Linked DNA regions of Homo sapiens: region 1 is linked to region 2. The links are chromatin loops, found by intact Hi-C in ENCODE. Cell type or tissue: CD14-positive monocyte. All regions are shown on one strand. Each heading gives the region's core, and the rest is flanking DNA. Links, peaks and the distances in the headings are about the cores only.

Region 1 (4,397 bases), core at 182-4,181, 51 kb after region 2:
TTGAAAATCTGAACTGCAAAGCACTTAGCCTTGTGATTCTAGAGGAGCTGACCCTAGAATAATCTCAGAGGTAGACATGTGACACAGTCCTTGTCAATTGATGGACTCCACTTTTCTGGTTTCAGTGATTGGTTCAACTGTAGTCTCATGATCAAAACTGGGCCAACCAGAGTCCCCTAGATTGTAGCCAGAACTACTGGGGAAAATGGTTTCTCTTCCTCTGGGATTATAAATTGAGAGGAGGAGCAATGTAAATCTGTAGCTGCTGGCTGCCATGTTGCCATCAGGCAATATCAATAAAAGCAGGGTGAGAATGATGGAGAGAGAGATGCACATGCACAGAGAGATGGCTCATATTATTTAATGATGAAATATTCAGTTGTGGCTACAGCTACGTACCTTCAGACTTTTCAATTATGTGATTGAATTATTTTATTATTTTTATTTTATTTTTTGAGACAGGGTCTCACTCTGTAGCCCAGACTGGAGTGCAGTGGTGTGATCTCAGCTCACTGCAACCTCTGCCTCCCAAGCTCAAGCTATTGTCCTGCCTCAGCCTCCCGAGTAGCTGGGATTACAGGCATGCACCACCACGCCTGGCTAATTTTTGTATTTTTAGTAGAGATAGGGTTTCACCATGTTGGCCAGGCTGGTCTTGAACTCCTGACCTCAAATGATCCACCCGCCTCAGCCTCCCAAATTGCTGGGATTACAGGCGTGAGCCACCGAGCCCAGCCTGAATTATTTTATTTGTGCTGATGCTAGTTTGGTTTGAGTATGTATCAACTCAGAGAGTCTTGACTCTGTATCCCGGGGAGTCTTGACTAATCCAGTCCTTAGGAATTGAAGCTAGAGCTGGGGCCATGGCAAGCCAGAGCCTTGCACAAGCCCAAGTTTTGGGAGAGCCAAAGCAAGAGTCTTGCAGAGAAAGTCAGCTGAAGAGAAGATGGGGAAGAAAAGCAGAGTAAAGAAAAGACAAGAAATATCATGGTTTCAGAGTGTGGGTAAGAGAGAGAGGGAGAAAGAGGGAGAAACAATGCTCTTTCTTTTTTTGTTGTTATTTTTGTTGTTGTTTATTTATTTACTTTCTTTTTTTTTTTCTTTTTCTTTTCTTTTTTTGAGATGGAATCCTGCTCTGTTGCCCAGGCTGGCATGATCTCGGCTCATTGCAACCTCTGCCTCCCAAGTTCAAGCGATTCGCCTGCGTCAGCCTCCCGAGTCGCCTGGAGTACAGCTGTGGGCCACCACGCCTGGCTAATTTTTGTATTTTTAGTAGAGACGGGCTTTCGCCAGGTTGGCCAGGCTTGTCTCGAAATCCTGACCTCAAGTGATCTGCCCACCTTGGCCTCCCAAAGTACTGGGATTAAAGGCATAAGCCACCATGCCCGGCCTATTTACTTATGTTTTATCAATAAGTAATAGATGTATATATTTTCAGGGTACATAACACCTCTACTTTTAAACTGGTTCCTATGAGATTCCCACCTCTTTCCTTATAATTCCCACTTTTATTTGAGTTCTTTTTAGTGCATGTCTTCAACCAAGACGAGTAGGAAATCAAAGCTTCAGAGATGACCACAATGCTGTAAAGCCCAGAGGAAAACCCAAAGAATGCTATGAAAACTAAGTGTGGAAGAAATCCCACAGCACCTGCAGCAGGTTTTACTCCACCTCATTGATGGACTATTTAAATTACTTAATTTTAGCTGGGCATGGTGGCAGGTCTCTGTAGTCCCAGCTACATGGGAGGCTGAGGCAGGAGGATGGCTTGAACCCAGAAGTTAGAGGCTGCAGTGAGCCATGATTGCCCCACTGCACTCTAGCCTGAGCAACAGAGCAAGACCCTGTCTCTAAAAAATAAAAATAAGAAAACTACTTGATTTTCAGGAAGATACTTCCAGTTCAAGAATTTCAGGGAGAAGCAAACAAGTTCTGGTGAGGAGATGCTGCATGCCTGGGCCTCTGTATAGCACTCTCAATTACAGCTGACCTGCAGAGAGCTTTGATAGTCTGAGGTTACAAGTAAAATTAATGACCATGGTGAGAAAGTTACTCAGCACTAAAGGCTCTCAGTCCTCACAACCTCTTATAGATGATGTGCCTTTAGATGATTCTTATGCTGTGCAATCATTCTTCATTTCATGTAGCCACCCATCTACCCACTGATTCTACAAAAATTTATTTAGCACCTACTGAGTAACAGGCATTAGAGAGGCCAAGACAGATGAGACACTCCCTGTCCTCAAAGGGCAGTAAGCACTTCTCATTCACAGAACGTTTACAGCTTGTAATTGTATGCATTTGTGGGATTTGTTTTTGTTTAATCTCTCTCTCCCATTATATCAATTTCATAAGGACAGGATTCATGGGTTTGTTGTTGTTGTTGTTGACTCTTGTATCCTAGAACCTGGTAGGGTTCCTGGCACACAATAGGCACTTAATACGTATTTGGTGAACAAATTATTAATGAAGGGCTTTGAGTCTGTTCAAGGTGTTATTGTTTTTCTTCTTTTTTCTTTCTGTTTTTACTCATGTTACAGCCTACCCCCAAAAAAGATATCTTCATAGGACCATCAGACAATAATACATTTGGAAATGTATGTGGCTTATGTCTTCCAGAATGGTCCACAGTATGTGGCAACTGCAGGCTCTGTAACAGATGCCTGAGCTACTAGAACTCGGTAACCAAGGATCCTCCCTGTGGTGTAGATCCTCGGTGTCTAGGGACCCTCCTTTCCTGGTAGCTCTTAGATTAAAGCTGCTCAGGAGAGAGAGTACAGAAAATGCAGCTGATTCATTGGCCTCGAGGAAACAGAGCATGGAAAGCAGACGAGGATGTGAGAAATGACCATCTCAACACCAGCAGGAGGAGGTAGACAAACAGGACAAGGGACTGCATGCATAGCTGTGTGGGATTGCCTTGCACAAGGGCACCCAGCCAAGGGGGCAAGTAGGGGCTGAAATCTAGCCAGGCTCTGCTTCTAAGCCATGAACCCTGGCAAGAGATTCTGTCAAAGGTGGCCTAAGGACCAGAGGTGGCCCAGTGAGAAGTCCCCAGGTTCTTAAGAAGACTGACAAAGTAATGAGGGAGAGTGTGGAGAGCACCTGCACTTCGCATTCAATCAGAAAGCTGTGGGTTGGGGTTTTGCCCAGTGTGATGGCCTCACTCTGTGAACTGTGATTACCGCTTCACACCCCTACACCTCTAAGCCCTGCTCCCACACATTCAGTTCTCAGAGTGACAAAGGGTGACTCCTAGCAAAAGCAGGAAAGATTTGTAAGAGGACATCTAAGATCAAAGCTGTCAGCAAGAGGCAAAGAGCCACTCTGCTACCCTGAAGATGGAGGATGAAGCAGCAGGTAACTGGGCTGTTAGGCTGCCTGCCCAGCTCTCTGTATGGGCTGACAGCGTATAGCTTCCTTTGCCCAAATGTGGATAGCCTGTATTGACACTGGAGAGAACTCATGCACACAGCCTAACAGAAAAACAATTTAGTACCAGATAGCTTTAAAAAAAAAAATCATCCACATCCTTCCCTATTCTGCTCTTCATGGTACATGGAGACTCCAGGGCTATTTCTAGCTCAAGATGCAGGGGTGCTGATGAGCAGTGGGATTTCTGCAGCTGATCGCTGATAGGATAGAGCTGTTGCCACCCCAGAGAGGTGCTAGGGACAGGCAGCTTAACTGCACATGGCCAGCACATGGCAGGTGGGCGGGAGGACGTCTGGCTGGTTCAGGGGGAGGTGCGGGGGATGGAACAGCTCTGAAACAGCATTTTGGAAGCAGTAAGCTGAAGATAGTGTGGCTCTGTGTGTCTCCAACACCACCTTTCTTCCACAGCTCTAGGCTTAAAGGGGAACAAAGAAAGAAAAAGGGAACATCTTAGGGATATCAGTGCACCTCCTGCACTTGCCTCTCTTGCTTCAAATCTGGAATGCCATTTCAGCAGCCAAGATGCAGATGCAGTTCTTTTTTTTTTTTTTAATTGAGAATGTGACTAACAGAATGAATAGTCTTAAGGAGAGTGGTCAAATTGTAACGAAACCCATCAAAACATCATAGGGAGGAAGGGGAGGGGAAAGATTGGCTTCAACAGTAAAATTGTATAGGCTTTAAGATCAGGTGAATTTGAGTTCTATTCCCACCTCTTTCATTATCAGCAATGTGACCTTGGGCGGCTGCTTAATCTCTCTGTGCCTATTTCCTTCATTTGTAAAGCGGGGATAATCCTAGGGGTGGCATGAGTGAAATGCATTTTTATTTTGGGGGGTGGGGGGCTGCCCCTGCATGGTCATGCCTCTGTCCGTGGTTCTGAATGCTCGCTTCTTTTGAGCTGGTCAGTCATTTCAAAACCCAGGATACTGCTGATTCTTGTTCAACCTCTCCTATGAGAG
Region 2 (4,397 bases), core at 129-4,128:
TGGTAGTTTAAAAGAAATAGCATTGAATCTATAAATTGCTTTGGGCAGTATGGCCCTTTTAATGATATTGATTCTTCCTATCCATGAGTATGGAAGGTTTTTCCATTTATTTGTGTCATCTGTAATTTCTTTGAGCAGTGGTTTGTAATTCTCCTTGTGGAGATCTTTCAATTCCCTTGTTAGCTGTATTCCTAGGTATTTTATTCCTTTTATGGCAATCATGAATGAAAGTTTGTTTGTGATTTGGCTCTTGGCTTGACTGTTGTTGGTATATGGGAATGCTAGCAGTTTTTGCACATCGATTTTGTATCCTGAGACTTTGCTGAAGTTGCTTATGAGCTTAAGAAGCTTTTGGGCTGAGACGATGGGGTTTTCTAGATCTAGGATCATGTCATCTGCAAACAGGGATAGTTTGACTTCCTGTCTTCATATTTGAATGCCTTTTTATTTATTTCTTTTGCTTGATTGCTCTGGCCAGAACTTCCAATACTATGTTGAATAGGAGTGGTGATAGAGGGCATTCTTGTCTTGTGCCAGTTTTCAAGGGGAATGCTTCTGCCTTTTGCCCATTGAATGTGATGTTGGCTGTGTGTTTGTTATATATGGCTCTTATTATTTTGAGATATGTTCCTTCAATACCTAGTTTATTGAGAGTTTTTAATATGAAGGGATGTTTTATTAAAAACCTTTCTGCATCTATTGAGATAATCGTGTGGTTTTTGTCTTTAGTTCTGTTTGTGTGATGAATCACATTTGTTGATTTGCATATGTTGAACCAACCTTGCCTCCCAAGGATAAAGCCTACTTGATCGTAGTGGATAAGCTTTGAAAACAAATGATGTTAAATAGATTTTTAAAAAATTAATCTTCCAAATGTCAAGTACCTAACTTAAAAAAAAAACTCACCCATTATTTTGGCAGAGGGGGTTGGGAGAACTAAGACAATATGCCCTAGGTATATTGCTTTTCAATTATCTTAGCTGAGAAGTTAGAAATATAGAAAGTTAGGATTATTGTTTGGAGAACCTAAATGAATGAAACTAATATATCCTTCAGGCTGTGTCTCTTAACTAAAAGGTATCACAGCTTAATCAGGGAGGGGTCATAAACTTAGTGTTGATTCAAGGGGCACTGATAAGCTTTAGGAAGGGCAATAAAACTGACAAAGATGTATTAATTTAGGAAACTTACAGGTGGTGGGTCATCCCTCTTCTACCCCAAGATAGGCTTCATGAGTCCTATTAAAATAACTTTATTTTTATCCCAAAATGAATTTTTGAATCTGCTTAAATAATTGAAGCAAGCTAATGATTGTGAGTTCTGCACCAATTTGTATGTAACAGGTGATTTTGGCTGAGAAGTTTTTGTAACTATTGCCAGTCAACTACCCAGACCATGAACAAACAAACAAACAAATAAGCACTTAATGTGTTCTTGTAGAATAAGGACTAAACTTAAATCCTGCAAAGGCTCAGTAACTCCTCTGTGGTGGAGAATGCTAGCTGTCTGCCAGAATCAGTGCTTCTATTTCCCAGGCTCCTTTGGAGTTTGGGAGGAATTGATTTGGGCAACTTTCATCCTATTTACTTAAGAGTCATCTCTGGCCCTGGACTGTCCTCTTTCCCTTTCTGGATAGCTGGAATAGAGCAGCCCTGGGAGATGCATGTTGAAGATAGCAAGAGACACTGTCTGTACCAGCTCTCAAAGGACTATGTGGCTCAGAGCTGTCTGCCAACCCTGAGCGAGTCATCTAAGACCAAAATATGACAGAGGCAACCTTCTGCATTCTCTGAGTTAGTGGGTCTTCCATCACAGCTACTTAGCCCACTTTGTCTAATGTACCTTCAAAAAACAGGGATTCTGGCAAATTGTGCTGGGGAGTATGACTTGGACCTATGATCTCCCATCTTTGACCCTAAATCTCTGCTTTAGGACTCACAAAGTCCAGTGTGTCTTTGGGCACATGCCTAAGCCTGCAGCACAGATTCCAACTAACCCAGCCACCTGCGTGGAGGCAAAGTCCATCTCACTCCCCAGGTCAAGGCTGAACAGGGCAGGGAAGAGAATGGTTGGCCTCCCCTTGTGAGAGGACCTTGCTGGTTTTGCTCCTATATGGATAAATGAAGCACAGGGGTGGACAAGAAGAATTTGAACTAGATAGGCTGGAGCCTGTTCCTCCTATTATGAGACATGTAATCCACCATAGATAAGAGTGGGGCTTAGTCAGTGTTAAGCTCTGGCCAACTGGTTCAGCCCTTCCTCCCTTGAGGAGCAACAGCAAGTAGTTAGGGAGAAAACATGGAGATTCCCTCTCCATCATTCCCCAGAAGGGAGGACACAGAAGCTCTATAGAAAAGACCTGGTATAGGGAAGTGTATATTGATTAGGGTGGGAGAAGGGGTAGAGAAAATCTTCCCTTTACTCAAACAAGTCAGCTATCAAATGTGCTTTCCGAGTTGATCTGTTGAATGAGCCTAATTGGTGGCATCCACATCAATATTAGAGAATGTTTGCCAAATATGAGAATTTTGGTTTCACTGTTTGGTAATCCTGGCCTTTTTGAGACACACCCTGTGGGAGAGGACACAGAAGCATTGGATAATAGATGCAAAGGTAATGAATCCCCAGGAAACAGAATCTCAGTCACACCCTGTTCTTTCCCATGTCCTGTGACAGGTTCCTGGGTGACTCACAGGCAGGCCCACCCTAACATTTGTGGGGTTTGAGAGAAAAGTATCAACAGTTATTCAAATGTTTTGAATCAAGCTAACAAATTATAAAATATGTGCTATTCTTTGAACCATGAATTGGAATATTTAGAAAAAGCAAGAAAATTGCCTCTGAACACTACTGCAAAGCAATCTTTAATGCAATAGTCTATTCCATTCATGGTACCTGAGGAAAGGTTGGGCAAGTTGTCTTCTCTTGTGTTTTAGCCACTCAAACCCATAAAACCTCTGCAGCAGTGTCCATCTCTGAAGTCCACAGCAGCAAGATCCACATCTCTGATGGCATTTGGATGTGAGGCAAGAGATGTGGGGAACATTTCCCTGAAGCCTGAACAGAGAAGGTCAGGAGATCTGATGTTTAGGGTCAGGGTCTCAGTTGCAAGAGCTGAGGGACAAAGCTGTCCATGTGTTCTTTAACATTATGTCTTTTTTGTGTTTGTGACATGTGGAGTCCTCCAAAGCATGGTCCCCTCTTGCCTGGGCCTAAGGGCAGTATGTCTTGCACATTCTTTTTGGACGCTTACTTGGAAGATTTCTTGCAGTTGTGAATGGAGCCACTCCTGCTCTGCTGTCTGAGACTGTATATGCTGCTCTGAGAGTGAGCTTTCTTCCTAAGGATTCTTTCATTAGCATCCTGAATGGAGGGCGTTGTCTTTTCTAGTTCCTGATAGCCCTCTTTCTAGGGAACAGGGGACAACAGCCCCAGAGTTAGCTCAGGGGCTATTTGGGCAGCATTATCCTTTGTATTATCTGGAAGCATCCTTCCACACCAACAGTCGGCCAGAGCACCCAGGCAGAATCTAGGCATCCAAGTTCTCGACCGCTTCCCCAACTTCCCTTCAGTCCCACATATTTCTTTTTCATTCTTTTCCTTCAGGGCTGACTGAGTCCTCCAGCAAATACACAGGGCTCCTACTCTCCACCCCAGTAGCCAAATACCTGAACTGGGCCTGCAGATTACCATGGCCCCTTCCCCATCCCCCATTTCCACAGTTTATGCTCAACTACATTGTCTCCAAATAATCAGACAACAGGTACAACTGCTTCATAAAGCTGTTGCAATTCCCTAGTGATAAACTCACATCAGCACCAGGGAAGATGCTTGTCTTTCTATTCCCAATGGCTGGAGGGCATCAATCTAACCCTCCCAATGGTTATGGCAAATACCAAATGCTCCCCAATGGGGCTATGTCCTGATAAGTCTATTTAAGTTGAAAAAAAATTAAGTCAAAAATGCATTTAATGCACGGAACTTACTAAACATCATAGCTTAGCCTATCCTACATTAAAAGTGCTCAGAACACTTACATTAGCCTATAGTTGTGCAAAATCGTTTAACACAAAGCCTATAATAGTGCTGAGTATCTCGTGAAATTTATTCAATACTGTACTGAAAATGAAAAACAGAATGGCTGTATGTGCACTCAAAGTATGATTTCTACTGAACGCATATGGCTTTTCCACTATCCCAAATGCCAAAAAAAGGAAATTCCTGCAAGTTGGGGACTGTTTATAATTTACACAGATGTTTAAAAGAATGGGAGGGACTAACATAGGCTCTGCTTTACATCATTTAAAATCGGGATTTCCTTTTGTCAAAAGGTTATTTCTACCTACTCTAGATTTGGGCAAGTACATTTACACAGGATTTATAGGATTTATAGCCCA

The links. Peaks named below come from ENCODE experiments on the same cell type or tissue, not always from the same donor. Only the 100,000 strongest peaks of a DNase experiment are listed, where the experiment ranks them.
Region 1: a loop joins it to region 2, with 2.1 times the contacts of the local background. A loop is called at or near these places in 4 of 110 quality-filtered maps.

Annotation. Positions count from the first base shown.
Region 1 is chr2:64,292,609-64,297,005 of GRCh38, forward strand. No RefSeq gene overlaps it. Among named protein-coding and RNA genes, the nearest start is that of MIR4433A, 46 kb to the right of the region's middle. In CD14-positive monocyte, for the core only: no CTCF peak of the experiment used is centred there; no DNase peak of the experiment used is centred there.
Region 2 is chr2:64,241,632-64,246,028 of GRCh38, forward strand. The region is part of intron 2 of LOC100507006 (a long non-coding RNA gene); the gene reads left to right. Among named protein-coding and RNA genes, the nearest start is that of LINC00309, 38 kb to the left of the region's middle. In CD14-positive monocyte, for the core only: no CTCF peak of the experiment used is centred there; a DNase peak (open chromatin) is centred at 2,610.